Linked DNA regions of Homo sapiens: region 1 is linked to region 2. A link is an interaction called in ENCODE POLR2A ChIA-PET data of the cell type or tissue named here. Cell type or tissue: PC-9. All regions are shown on one strand.

The links. Peaks named below come from ENCODE experiments on the same cell type or tissue, not always from the same donor. Only the 100,000 strongest peaks of a DNase experiment are listed, where the experiment ranks them.
Region 1: POLR2A ChIA-PET joins it to region 2 with 6 read pairs; 14 of 35 experiments call an interaction of 5 or more read pairs at or near these places.

The regions. Positions count from the first base shown.
Region 1 is chr11:3,863,981-3,866,480 of GRCh38, forward strand. The region is part of intron 1 of STIM1 (stromal interaction molecule 1); the gene reads left to right. Among named protein-coding and RNA genes, the nearest start is that of MIR4687, 9.2 kb to the left of the region's middle. In PC-9, no CTCF peak of the experiment used is centred here; no DNase peak of the experiment used is centred here; H3K27ac peaks cover 1,378 bases.
Region 2 is chr11:4,035,478-4,037,977 of GRCh38, forward strand. All of the region lies in intron 3 of STIM1 (stromal interaction molecule 1), which reads left to right. Among named protein-coding and RNA genes, the nearest start is that of RRM1, 58 kb to the right of the region's middle. In PC-9, no CTCF peak of the experiment used is centred here; no DNase peak of the experiment used is centred here.

The DNA.
Region 1 (2,500 bases), 170 kb before region 2:
GTCTTAGCATGCATCCCCCGAGAATAAAGGAGGGCTGCTGTAGTTTCATTGTCTCACTTCGGCTATACCCAGCCATCATGCGTAACTCTGGTGTGGCCAAACCAGGCTTTTATTCAAGGCTTACTGTGGGCCATGGGGAGACTGTTAATAAAGTCTGGGTGCTAATATTTGACCTCAGCTCCAGCTGTACTCTCTTATTGAGTATAACCACCTCCCTAGCTTCACCTGCAGTCTTGAAATGGCTGAGCAAATGGGCCTGGTCCCCACTGTATTGGTTACTTATTGGTGTATAACAAATTATGCCAAAACAGAGAGGGCTAAAATAATAAGTATTTATTATCTCATAGATTCTGTGCATCGGGAGTCTGGATATAGCTTGACTGGGTACCTCTGGCTCAGAGTCTCTCATGAGATGGCAGTCAAACTGTTGGCTGGGGCTGAAGACTCTATTTGGGGGGAGAGTGTTTGCTTTTAAGCTAATTCACATGGTTGTTGGCAGGCCTTGGTTCCTTGCCATATGGGCCTCTACACTGGGCTATACTGGACATGATGATTGGTTTCCCCTAGAACAAGTGGTCCAAGAGAGCGCAAGAGAGAGTGCCTAAGATAGATACCTCCATCTTTTTATCATCTAATCTTGGAATTGATAGGCCATCACTTCTTCTATATTGTGTTTGTTAGTAAGTCCAGCCCATCCTCAAGGTGAGGGAATTACATAAGGGCATGAACACTAGGAGGGCAAGGACCGCTAGGGATCATCTTAAAGGATGCCTCTGAGATTGCCCAAGGGCCATGCTCTGGGGAACAATCACTTCTAGGTTCTGTGGCCTTTTAGTTTTTCTTTGACTTCCTTTGCTTATGACCTAGAGTCTTGTGGAGTCTTTTTATACTCCCTTTTATGTTGTGTCTCTTGGTTCATGCATTACTTCATTGCTTTGACATGACCTATCCTTTTTTCCTTCTCCCCGGACTCCTGGGCTCCAATTAGAAACTAGCTTTTTATCCTAGGCTGCAGTCCTGCCTACCAACTTTTTTTGTTTCATACCTTCTATTCTGGAGCCCATTGTACAGCCACTGACTTTGGAGCCTTTACTACTCCAACTTGGCTTCTGAGAGTTAGATTTGTAGATGGCATTGAATTGGGACTCACAATGACAGATGAAAAACTTCATTCTGACTTTTTAGGCCATTGGTGTTAGGTGCTAGGACTGAAATCCTAGTATGTGAAAGCTGGAAGGGGTTTTAGAGACCATCTCTCCCAAACTTCTTATTTACATATCAGAAGAACAAACTTACCCAAGGTTTTGGTAAGCCAGGGCTAGAATATAATTTTCTCTGATTCTCATTCATATGTTGTTCTCACTCTGTTGTGGAGCCTGTCTACCCTAATGGAGCCTGTTTGGGTTGTTAGGAGGTCTGGGACCTACACAGAGGAGAACCAGGAAGCAGTTCACAATATTATATTATGTTCACCGAAATTGGTCTGGGTACAATTAGGGATATACAAAGTCAAATGTCAAGTGCTGCTTCTTTGGACCTATCCAGCTAGAAAGCTTTTTTATTAGGCACAGAAAAAGAAGCCCAGCAATATCTGTTTCCTATGGTGCCTAATATATGCACCCTATACCACTCTCTTGACAATATCTGTTCAGAGCAATGAGGAATCTGTTTGCTGGGATGTACAGTATAGGCATCTGAAGGAGACAGGTCAGAGCCTTATGTTGTATGTCTCACCACTGAGCTGTTCAGCTGGCTCCATTATGGATTTGGGGCCTCCACAGGCAGGGTAAATGTATTAAAAACTTTGTGGGGTTACTCGTGGCCACCTGGAAAGTGCCAAGGGGAGGTTCTCTGGGCATTGAGAATTTGACAACTTTGCCTGTGTTGATACAACTTGCTAGAGCAGGCAAGACTTGAAGAGGGATGGCTGTGGTCCTGTCATGTTTATCAGAGTGGAGCAGATTTCTTTTGTGTGAGAAGTCATGCAAGAAAAATCCGGAAATGAGCCAACAGCACTTAAACTTTTGTTTTCTGCTGGGGAGCATGGAATAGAGAAGGTGCAGGTTCTAAAATTTCTGTATGGGTGGTGGTTGCTTTCCTGACACAGAGTTCCAGCCCCAGACCACTTTACTCACTTCATCTCCCTCTGTTCCCCTTGCTGCATTCTTGGCAAGCCAAGCATTTTTCTTTGTTCTGATCTGCAGAACAAACTTTTATTTATACTGCTTCACTTTTGTTTTTACTTATGTCATTTAACTTCCTTCAGAATGTCTTTATTACCTGTCCTTCTTTATTTCTACTTCCAGTCCTCTATGAAGTCTTTCCTGACACTAATTCTAGCTGTGAGATACTGCTGACCTGTGAACAAACTCTGGTAGCACTTACTATCTGCAGTGCTCTCTGTGCACTTCACACCCTGCTTACGCCACAAGAGGCAGCTTGCTATGTCTTTTTTTTTTTTTTTTGTGACAGAGTCTTGCTCTGTCCCCTGGCTGGAGTG
Region 2 (2,500 bases):
CCTTAGATCCATCCGTTATTGGTTTATCATTATATTGGATGAAATGTTGTGCTTTTTTTTTTGACTTAGCTCAAAATATTTTATATTTCCTTTTTGACATCTTTAGTTCACAAGTTATTTAGAAGCAAGTTATTTAGTTTCCAAACATTTGGAGATTTTTTTTAGACTTTTTTAGTTATTGATCTCTAATTTAATTCCATTGTGATCTGAGATCATACTTTATGTGACTTGAAGCCTTTAAAAAATTTTAAGATTTTTTTCTTTCATGTCCTAGGACATGGTCTATCTTGTTAAATATCCCATGTGCACTTGTATGTGTTCTGTTGGGTGGAGAGTTCTATAAATGTCAATCAGGTCTGTTTTTGTTGTTTTGCTTTTTTTTTTTTTTTTCAACTTTTAAGTTCCAGGGTACATGTGCAGGATGTGCAGGTTTGTTATATAGGTAAATGTGTGCCATGGTGGTTTTCTGCACAGATAACCCGTCACCTAGGTGTTTAGCCCTGCAGCCATTAGCTGTTCTTCCTGATGCTTTCGCTCCTCCCACTCCCCTGACAATGTATGTTGTTCCCCCTGATGTGTCTGTGTGTTCTCATCGTTGAGCTCTCACTTGCAAGTGAGAACATGCACTGTTTGGTTTTCCATTCTTGCGTGAATTTGCTGAGGATAACAGCTTCCAACTCTATTCATGTCCCTGCAAAGGACATGATCTCGTTCCTTTTCATGGGTGCATAGTATTCCATGGTATATATATACCACATTTTCTTTATGCAGTCTTTCATTGATGGGCATTTGGGTTGATTCCATGTCTTTGCTATTGTGAATAGTGCTGCAGTGAACATACATGTGCATTTATCTTTATAATAGAATGGTTTATATTCCTTTGGGTGTATACCCAGTAATGAGATTGCTGGGTCAAATGGTATTTCTGCTTCTAGATCTTTGAGGAATCACCACAGTGTCTTCCACAATGGTGAACTAATTTGCATTCCCACCAACAGTGTAAAAGTGTTCCTTTTTCTCTGCAACCTTGCCAGCATCTGTTGTTTCTTGACTTTTTAGTAATTGCCATTCTGACTGGTATGAGATGGTATCTCATTGTGGTTTTGATTTGCATTTCTCTAATGATCAGTGACGTTGAGCTTTTTTCATATGTTTGTTGGTCGCATGAATATCTTCTTTTGAGAAGTATCTGTTCATGTCTTTTGCCCACTTTTTAATGGGGTTGTTTATTTTTTCTTTGTATATTTGTTTAAGTTCCTTGAGGACTCTGGATATTAGACCTTTGTCAGATGGATAGATTGCAAACATTTTCTCCCATTCTGTACCATTCAGGACATAGGCACAGGCAAAAGTTTCATGATGAAAATGCCAAAAGCAAATGCAACACAAGCAAAAACTGACAAATGGGATCTAATTAAAGAGCCTCTGTATAGCAAAAGTAACTATCATCGGAGTGAACAGGCAACCTACAGAGTGGGAGAAAATCAGGTCATGTTGGTTGATGGTATTGTTCAAGTCTACATATCTTTATCAATTTTCCACCTACTTGTTCTATCTTTTTCCTTTCTTTTCTTTCTTTCTTTCTTTTTTTTTTTTGAGATGGAGTCTCGCTCTGTTGCCCAGGCTAGAGTGCAGTAGCATGATCTCGGCTCACTGCAACCTCCGCCTCCTGGGTTCAGGCAATTCTCCTGCCTCAGCCTCCTGAGTAGCTGGAATTACAGGTGTGTCCCACCATCCCTGGCTAGTTTTTGGATTTTTAGTAGAGACAGGGTTTCACCATGTTGACTGGTCTCGAACTCCTGACCTCAAGTGATCTGCCTTCCTCAACCTCACAAAGTACTGGAATTACAGGCGTGAGCCACTGCATCCAGCCTGCATACTTGTTCTATCAATTGTTAGAGAGGAGTATTTAAGTTTCCAGTTATAACTGTGGATTTGCCTATTTTTCCTTGTAGTTTCTGGTTCACGTATTTTGAAGCTCTGTTACTAGGTGCATAAAGATTTAGGATGATTATTTCTTAGTGATTAACTGACCCCTTCAACATTATGAAATGAACTGCTTTATCCTTCGTGGTAATCTTTGCTCTGAAATCTACTTTGATAAAAATATAGCTGTCTTTTGACTGTTGTTAGTTTGGAATGTCTTTTTCCATCCCTCTACATTTAATCTATTTGTATTTTTATATTTAAAGTACATTTCCTGTAGGTGCATATAGTTGGGTCCTATATATATATATGTATATTTTGCAATGTGACAATATCTGTTAATTGCATTATTTAGACCATTTACGTTTGGTGTGATTATTAATATGATTAATCAAATATGATTGATATGATTATTAATATAAGATAATTTAGGTTAGTCCATTTTCTTGCTATTTGTTTTCCGTTTGTCCCATCTGTTCTTTAATTCCTTTTCCTACCTTTTCTGCTTTCTTTTGGGTTAATTCAGTATTTTTTATAATTCAATTGTATTTTCTTTGTTGGCTTATTAGATATA